Linked DNA regions of Homo sapiens: region 1 is linked to region 2. Evidence: chromatin loops called from intact Hi-C (ENCODE). Cell type or tissue: ovary. All regions are shown on one strand.

Region 1 (5,000 bases), 570 kb after region 2:
AAGCATATACTTTCTGCCTGTGTGCATGAACCATCTCTTTAGATGCCTGGTCGACTCTCTATGGTGTGTGACTAGTGCTCGCCTGCCTCCTTGCCTGGGCTTATGCTGTACCACCTGCCTGAAATGCTCCTTTCCTCTCCTGTCCCAACCAAATTTCATCTATCTTTCAAGATCCAGCACGTTTCTAGTCTTCTCCACAAAGCCTTTTCCAATCACACCCATATGAGGATCTTCTTCCTCTCTTCCATGCCCCTTCTGAATGCCCCTAGCACAGTATTCTCTGTGGCAACCTATCTGGAGCATAGGCTCCATGAGGTGGGGACAGGTGCTGCGCCAGGCCTCTCGGTGTTCCCTCTGGCAGCTGCACAGTGTTTGGGACATGCCCGATAGTTGTCCCCTACTGGAAGACTGATGGACTAAATATTGCAAGAAGGCACGAAGACACTAAACCAGTGGTTCTCAAGCTTGAGTGGCCTAAGACTTCCCTGGGGGACTTGGTAAAAGGGTTTCCTGGGATCAGCCCCCAGAGATGCTGCTTCAGCAGGTTGGGTGGAGCTCAGAGTTGGGCATTTTCAACAAGTCAGTTCTTAGGTGACTGACCGCTGTGGAGTCAGTTGTAAAGGCACATATCACCAACACTCACACACCAAGGAACTTTCATCCTTGTGTTCCAGTTACAAAGGTGAAGCCAAAAGGTTAAAAACAGACACAGCAAAACACACTGGGGTTATTAGTGTTGTCTCTCATAATTCCTAATGCTGATTTCAGCATTTTCTTAAAAAGGAAAAAAAAAAGTGGAAGCTAAAAGTACAGAGGTTTGCAACAGATTCTCCATATTTCTTTGATCCAAAACTGCACCTTCTCCACTTTTTAGCATCTCTGATATCAGAGTACAGCTTGCAATCGGTGGTATGCTACAACTAGCTTGGTCCTAGCTCCACTCCCCGCCATCACACTTCAGTGAATTATGTGCTGTGCTGGCACTACACATGTTGAGTTTCACTGCCATTTAAGAGCTTTCAAAAAGATTATGTGACAATTTGGCATTGAAATGAAAAATTACTGCATATACAGAAGAGCATGAAAACAGAGCAGCAAGACATAAATTTGATATTAGTGAAACCATTTGTTGGAGGAATAATCACACTTCCATATTTTCTTGCAAAGAAGCAACAACCAATAGGATCAATTGCTTTATAGCTTTGCTGCTCAAACTGTAGTGCTGGGGCCGGCAGCATTGGCCTCAGCTGGGAGCTTGTGAGAACTGCCGGATCTCAGGCTCTAGCCCAGACCTGTTGTATATCTACTGTTTAGCAAGATCCCCAGGTGATTTGTATGAACAGGGAAGTTTGAGAAGCATAGCTTTATAGGGCTTATGAAGGGAAGATATCCACAAGTAGATAAAGCTGAGTTAGGTTTGTTACCACGATATACACAAAAGGATCATCTATCACACACTAGGCAAAAAAGCTTGTAAAAACAGATGTCAGCGGCTGAAAAAATACGGGAGACCATAAGAGAGTGTATCGCCAGTTCACATGAAAGCCCAGAGGATGTTAATTGTGTGGTTTGGAAAAAATGTGTGGCATTGATGACTGCAAAGTGGTTCAGAAGAGTGAGAATGTGAAGTTTTGTGGAACACCTTAAGCAATTCATTTCACTTGTGTTTTCCTTTTTAGATACGTCGAGTGCTACACGTAACAAGAGATGTTTAAATAAATATGAAAGAGCTCTTTCAATATGGAAAACATTGTATCAGGAAAGAAAGCATTGTGTCATAGTTTAATTTGCAACTATTTTTTTCCTTAACTATATAGAAAATGAACATATCTTATAATAAAAGGCATCTCAGATTTAATGAAATATATATGGAAGTTGCCCATACTTTGCTATAATTGCCTTTTGCCTTTTCTCTTAGAGTTGAAATTTCAGTAACCATTGTCTTCACTCTGGTGATTACTAACATCAAGATATTTTACTTAAAAAACAAAATTTTGAGTTTGTTGCTTTTGCTTTTTTTTTTTCCTTTCCTTGAGACAGAGTCTCGCTTTATCACCCAGGCTGGAGTGCAGTGGAGTGATCTCGGCTCACTGTAACCTCCGCCTGCTGGATTCAAGCAATTCTTCTGCCTCAGCCTCCTGAGTAGCTGGAATTACAGGCACATGCCACCACGCCCAGCTAATTTTTGTATTTTTAATAGAGATGGGGTGGGGTGGGGCGGGGCGGGGCGGGGGGAGGGTCACCATGTTGGCCAGGCTGGTCTCGAACTCCTGACCTCAAGTGATCCGCCAGCCTTGGCCTCCCAAAGTGCTGGGATTACAGGCGTGAGCCACCACGCCCGGCCATTGCTTTTGCTTTTAAACTTTATGTTTTTAAGGGCTATGTACTCAATGCCATTAATCTACTAAGAAAAGAACAGTTTGTCTGCTCTAGCCGCCGTACTTTAGAATTTAGAAAATTAAATAAGAAAGGAAAAAATGTCACGCAAGAGGTGGAAATGATACAGCAAGACTGCCGTCCAGACAGACTTTAACAGTGATATATCCTCTTTTGCTATTTCAAACAATGGCAATCACATTTTAAAAAACCGAATAGCTGCTTTCACAATGAGCTCAACCTGAGCTCATTTAATCCTGAGAAACCTGTGTAACAGGTAGTACTATCTTCTTTTTCACAAATAAAGAGAGCGAGGTCAGTGAAATGAAATAACTCACCCAAGAAGAGAAGTGTTGTCAGTGGTGGGCCCAGAATTCAAAGGAGGCATCCCCCAGCCCCCTAAGCCAGCGTCTCTGCAGTGGCAGCTCCTCCATACACACTGGAGCCTGAAGCCTGGATTGGCCCTCTGGCGACAGATTATTTGAAAATCATTCCTCAGTTTTAGTGAACAATCCATACATTGTCTTCGTGGACTTGAAGGTCTTCAGTGGGCTGCCTCCTGAGGCTGCCTTTTGCTGGGTAATACCTTAGGATGTGAGAGCCGCTTGCCTTTAAATATGGAACCAGCTGCTACGTGCTCTTGACCACGGCAAAGCTGGCAGGACCTCAGATTTCCTTATGCGCAAAATGTCCCCATTTTTTGCAGAGTTTCTTGGAGCGTCCTTCTAAGGTTGAGCTCAGCTCACTTCACTAGGTTGTCATTTAAGAGCATATTGTGGGATGGACCTCATGCCTGACCCTGGGGTGCCATCTCACTGCCAACCTTTGACCCCGCTTTATGGCCTCACTGAGAACCTTCTCCCCCAAGATTCTCACTCCTTTAAATAACTCAGAATGCTAGTCTAAAAAGTTATCCCTCTTCCTTCTCATTAACTGCATTAGTGGTTTTCCATCTTTGCCAACATTGGAATCACCTGGGGAGCATTACAAAAATCTCCAGGCTCGGACCACACCTCCTGTCAATTAAATCAGAAGCTGTGGACGTGGGATCCAGGAACAGTATTTTTGAAACTGTGCAGGTGATTTCAATATGCAACCAAGTTTGTGAGACAGTACATCAGGTTAGTTGTCCACGAGCTTTACTTTTATAAACCTTTCCAATTAAGTTTTTCACTTTAAGTTAAAAGCCCTTCAGTATTAGACCAGGTGGGGTGGCTCATGCCTGTAGTCCCAGCACTTTGGGAGGCTGAGTGGGCAGACCACCTGAGGTCAGGAGTTCAAGACCAGTGACCAGCCTGACCAACATGGCAACCCCATCTCTACCAAAAATACAAAAATTAACCCTGCATGGTGGTGCCTGCCTCTAATCCCAGCTACTCTGGAGGCTGAGGCAGGAGAATCACTTGAACCCAGGAGGTAGAGGTTGCAGTGAGCCGAGATGGTGCCACTGCACCCCAGCCTGGGCAAAAGAGCGAGACTATGCCTGAAAAAAAAAAAAAAAAGAAAAGCTCTTCCGTATTCTTCCCTCACCTGCATAACCACTTTTCAAAAACACCTTTTGTTTTTATTACAAAAAGAACACACATTTATTGTGCAACCTTTAGTTTTGCAAATACAGCTAAGCAAAGAGAAGGAATTACAAATCACCAGTGATCTTACTATGAGGCAATAATTCCTGCTAATGTGTTCATATGGATTTCTCTAGCATCTTTTCCTTGTTTCTATCATGTGCATGTGTATTTTATTGTACATATGGTTTTGTAGCCTCCTTTTCTCATCTGAACGCCTTTTCGATTGAACTTCTCAACCTCCTGTCTTTTCCTCCTCTGACCTGACCTCTGTAACTTTAATAAGTCAGTTTTTCTTGGGCCTTTCAACTTGACCTTCTGTGAATTCTGAAGCCTCCTTTTAACCTAATGGCCAATTCAGTTCACAAGTGCTAAACCTGTTCCTTCTGGAGTCACTGTCTTTCCAAATGGCTCTACCATCTGGCTGCCCAACTGCTCAAGTCAAATGTGTCTGAGGTCATCCTAGATTCCTTGGACACATTACACTGCATTTCTAACCAACTATCAAAGCATGTCTATTGTGCCTCTTAAATATTTTTTGAATCCTTATTCATCTCTCCATCCACATTTGCAACTTCCATCCAGGGCCCCATTACATTTTGCCTCCATTGTCACAGCCTCCTAACTAGCCTCTTTATCCCCAGCCTTGCTTCCCTCTAGACCACTCCCCCACAACATCTGGGTGATATCACAAAGTTATTACCTTTGAGATAAAGTCTACACTCCTTCCTAAGGTTTTCAAAGCCGATATGAGCCAGCATCTGCTTAAATAATGCCCACTCTATCCTTCTCCCATGACTCCACCACACACCTGGTCCATGATGCTTCAGAAACATTGACTGCTTCCCTCTTTGTTCTACCTTAAACACGCTTCTCGTTTCTTCTGGTGAATGCCTGCTCATTTTGCAGGTCTCAGATGGATCCCCGCTTTCCTGGAGAAGTCTTTCCTGACTCCCCAGAGCTGGATCAGATGCCTCTCTTTGTGCTCCCCTAATACGCTGTATCTGCCCTATTGCAGCACACATCACATTGAATTGCACTGGCCTCTTTTCTTGG
Region 2 (5,000 bases):
TAAAATGACACTGTGTTCTTCAAAAATGTCAGTTTCATCTTCAATAAAATACCAGCAAACTGAATTCAGCAGCATATTAAAATGATTATATGCCATGAACAAAAGATACTTATTCCTGGAATTCAAGGATGATTCAACATACAAAAATCTATCAGTGTAATACTCCAGATTAATAGAACAAAGGAAATAAAGTCACACAATCATCTCAATTGATGCAGAAAAGGCATTTGACAAAATTCAACACTGCTTTGTGATTTAAAAAGAACATTTGACAAATCAGGAATTAAAGGAGATTTCCCAACATGATAAAAGCCATCCATATATGAAAAACCCCCTGATAACATCATGACAGTTTTTCAGAGCAATTAGGCAACAGAAAGAAATAAAAGCATCCAAATTGGAAAGAAAGAAGTAAAATGATCATTTGCAAATGACATGATCTTCTATGTAGAAAACCTTAAAGATTACACACTTACACAAACTGTTAGAACCAATAAGCAAATTTAGCAAAGTTGCAAGATACAAAGTCAACACACAAAAGTCAGTTGTGTTTCTGTACACTAACAATGAGCAATTCAGAAAGGAAAACAACTCCATTTACAATAACATCAAATGGAATAAAATACTTATGAATTAACTCAACCAAAGAGATAGAAGACCTGTACAATGAAAAATACAAAATATTGCTGAAAGAAATAAAGGAGACATAAATAAATGGAAAGATATCCTATGTTCATAGATTGGAAGACTTAATATTTTTAAGATGTCTATATTACCCAAAGCCATCTAAAGATTTAATGCACTCCCCATTAAAATCCCAATGGTGTTGTTTTGCAGAAATATTTTTTAAATTCTAAAATTTGTATGGAATTCAACAAACCCTGACTAGCCAAAAAAACTTGAAAAAATAAGAACAAAACAATAGTGAAAAAGATCAAAGTTGAAGGACTTCCTGATTTCAAAACGTACTACAAAGTTACAGTGATCACACTAATGTCTTTAGGTTAGTGTGGTACTAGTCTAAAGACAGACAGACCAATGGAATAGAATAGAGAGCTCAGAAACAAGCCCTCGCATATATGGTCAACTGATTTTCAACAAGGGTGACAAGACCATTCAATTAAAAGGACAGTCTTTTAAACAAACAGTGCTGAGAAAACAATATCCACATGCAAAAGGATGAAATTGGATTCTTACTGTATACAAAAAATAAAGTGGATGAAAGCTCTAAATGTAGGTACTAAAACTATAAAACTCTTATAAGAAAACATGGAGGAAAAGCTTCATGACATTGGGTTTGGCAATGAATCTTTGGATATGACAGTAAAAACACAGCAATAAAAGAAAAAATAAATTGGACACTGATATTAAAAACTTTTGTACATCAGAGGATACTATCAACAGGATAAAAAGGCAACCTACAGAATAGGAGAAAATATTTGGAAATGATATATATCTGATAAGGCATGAATTTCTGGAATATGCGGAGCTCCCCTACAACACAACAACAACAAACCAATCCAATTCAAAAATGGGCAAAGGGCTTGAATAGACATTCCTCCAAAGAAGATATACAAATGACCAAAAAGCACCTAAAAAATTCTCACCAACACTAATCATTAGGAAAATGCAAATCAAAATCACAATGAGATACCAATTCACACCATTGAAATGGCTATGATAAAAAAACAAACAAACAAACAAAACAGAAAATAACAAGTGCCAGCAAGGATATAGATAAATTGGAACTCTTGTGCATTGCTAATGGGAATGTAAAATGGCAAAGCCACTGTGGAAAATAGCATGGCAGTTCCTCAAAATCTTAAACATAAAATTACCATATCATTTACCAATTTCACTTGAGTATATTCTCAAAATAATTAAAAGTAGTGGTTTGAACAGATATTTGTACATCAATGTTTATAGCACTGTTATTATAGCCAAAAGGTGAAAACAATCCAAATGTCCTTTGACAGATGAATAGATAAAAAAAATTTATATATATATATATACACACACACAATGGGATGTTTTCAGCCTTAAAAAGGAATGAAATTCTGATACATTCCACAACATGGATGAACCTTGAAAACATTATGGTAAGTGAAATAAGTCACACATAAAAGGACAAGTATTATATGATTCTGCTTATATGAAGTACCTAGAATAGACAAATTCATAGAGAAAAAAATTAGAATAGTGGTTACCAGAGGCTGAGGGGAGGAGGTGTATAGTTTTTGTTTAATGGGTTCAGAGTTTCAGGTTGAGATGATGAAAAAGTTCTGAAGATGAATAGGGGTGATTGTTGCACAACAATGTGAAAATACTTAATGCCACTTAACTGTATGCTTAAAAATGGTTAAAATAGTAAATTTTATATTATGTATATTTATCACGATAAAAAGTCAATGTCTTGAAAGACAACAAAGGCTGTAGAAATGAATCAAATTAAAGAAGAACACAAAAGCAATTTAAAAGTTGAATAAAATGTTAACAATGGGAGAATCTGGGGTAAAGTTACAACAATTTTATTCTTGCGGCTATTCTATAAAGTTATTTCCAAATAAAAAAAGTTTTTAAAAATGAAGAAAGAGATTAAAAGAATTCAAAACAAAGTGACAAATAAAGACTACAGACAAAGAAGATCCAACATAGCATAATAGCATAATAACAGTCCTGGGGAAAAAAGGAAACATAACAAACACTAAAAATTATAATTTTACAAAATTCCTGAAATAAAATTGAATTTATATTGTGAAAGGGAATATAATTTACTAAGTATATTAACCCAGAATGACAAACACAAAGTCCAGTAAAACTGCTATATTATAAAGGAAGTGAAAAAAACTCTAATTAGGCAAAAAGATCAAGTGATTCTTAGGGAAAGAAAACCATGTTATAGCCAGCCCTTTGACATTTTATGCTAAGAAAAGAAAATGTAAATAAAGTATCTTAGACCCAGGAAAAATTTATTTTCAACTATAAAGACGACCATCAACCTGTTATTAACATTCAAGGACCCAGAAAATATTGCTTCCATGACTAATTCCTAAATAATCTTCTGGAAAACAGGCTTCAGACAACCTAAATGACAAGAGAGAAATTGACATTAAAAACTGGCAGTATTGGTAAATATATATTTACTAATAGAATAAGATTCAATCATGGATAAAAGAGAGTGTGTATAATGTCTACACAGTCCCTCGCAATATAGATAACAAAAAGAAAAAGAATAGAAAAGGCATAATAACCCCAAATTTTATTATTTTTGTTTTTATTATATTGGTATTTTATTCTAAGACTTTTGTGTGGATAATGTAAATGAGTAATTATGTCATATTCTAACATCCGTGTGTAATTGGGCACCAGAATTGTCAGTAAGGAAAAAAGAAAATACAAAAGTAACATACAAGATATCAAGTGAAAATCCTATGGAATTTGAAGTAACAGAATAAATAAAAAAAAATTTTATCTTTAGATAATATAAGCGTATGTCTGGATTTGTTGGGTTTTTTTTGTTTGTTTTTGAGGCGGAGTCTTGTTCTCTCACCTAGGCTGGAGTGCAGTGGCACGATTTCGTCTCACTGCACCCTCTGCCTCCTGGGTTCAAGTGATTCTTGTGCCTCAGCCTACTGAATAGCTGGAATTACAGGCGCTCTCGACCACACCTTATTAATTTTCATATTTTTAGTAGAGACAGGGTTTCACCATGTTGGCCATGCTGGTCTTGAACTTCTAGCCTCAAGCGATCCACCTGCCTTGGCCTCCCAAAGTGCTGGGATTACAGGTGTGAGCCACTGCACTTGGCCTGTTTTGTATATATGTCTGTACATGTATATGTATATGTGTATGTATATGCATATGTATGGGAGTGTGTGTGTGTGTGTGTGTGTGTGTGTGTGTATTTTCTAACCATGCTCATTGAAAAGGTCTAGAATAGAAGATCAACCTAGTAGCAATGTGTATTCTTTGTCTCCAAATTTTGGTTTTGAAATACGATTTTCCAATAAAAAGAACCAAAGCTTCTCAGAGAAAAGGTTAGTTCCAGGTCAGAGCAAGAAATATTCAAAATGAGCTTAAAACATCTTGTTATGCCCGATAACAAACATGACAGATTTCAAAAAGTGGCTGCAAAAATATTTCCTATTTCACATACTTTTTTCCAATGTGACCTTGCCATCAATAAGTGGACTTTTTCTCAGCCTTTTTTAATCTGGGAGAGTTCTATGACTGCTTTGATGAAAAGAGTATGGAGGAAAAGACCCTATCCCAGTTCCAGCAGTAGATCTTAACTGGTCTAGCAGCTTGCATTTTATACCTCTTAGAATGTTTGCTCTTGGAAAATTCTATCTTGGAACCCAGCTACCATTCTATGAAAAGCCAAGCCATCTTGAGAAGTCATGTGTAGGTGGTCGGTCCCATTGACAACCTCAAATGAGCTGCCAGCCAACAACCAGCATCAACTGCCAGTCAGGTAAGTGAGTCCTCTTGGTCATTCAGCCAAGTTGAGCTTTTGGATGACTACGTCCTCAACTAGCAATTGACTACAAATTTATAATATACCCCGTGGTAGGCAGAAAATGTCTCCCAAAGATGTCAATTTCCTAATCTCCATAATCTGTGAATGTTATGTTACATGGCAAAGGGTATTCTGATCGCTAATCACCTGACCTTAAAATAGGGAGATTATTCTGAATTATCAGAGTGGGCTTAATGTGATCACAAGAGTTCTGAGCAGTGGAAGAGGGAGGCAAAAGAGGAGTGTGGAGTGCTGGGATGTCAGAAGGATTAGGCCTGCCACTGCTAGCTTTGAAGATAAAAGAAAGACAGCATGAGCTAAGGACTATAGGCAGCTTCTAGAAGCTGGAGAAGGCAAAGAAACCGATTATCTCCTAGAGCCCTGAGAAAGGAATACAGCCCTGTCAACACTGTGATTTTAGCCCAATGAGATTAAATTCTGATTTTTGACCTTCCAAAACTATAAGATAGATTTACATTGT

Evidence for each region. Peaks named below come from ENCODE experiments on the same cell type or tissue, not always from the same donor. Only the 100,000 strongest peaks of a DNase experiment are listed, where the experiment ranks them.
Region 1: a loop joins it to region 2, with 4 times the contacts of the local background. A loop is called at or near these places in 16 of 110 quality-filtered maps.

The regions. Positions count from the first base shown.
Region 1 is chr2:158,732,014-158,737,013 of GRCh38, forward strand. It overlaps PKP4-AS1 (PKP4 antisense RNA 1), which reads right to left and starts at 2,989. Exons shown (of 4, transcript NR_135242.1): 1 at 2,715-2,989. In ovary, no CTCF peak of the experiment used is centred here; no DNase peak of the experiment used is centred here.
Region 2 is chr2:158,162,250-158,167,249 of GRCh38, forward strand. It overlaps CCDC148-AS1 (CCDC148 antisense RNA 1), which reads left to right and starts at 4,401. Exons shown (of 5, transcript NR_038850.1): 1 at 4,401-4,474. In ovary, no CTCF peak of the experiment used is centred here; no DNase peak of the experiment used is centred here.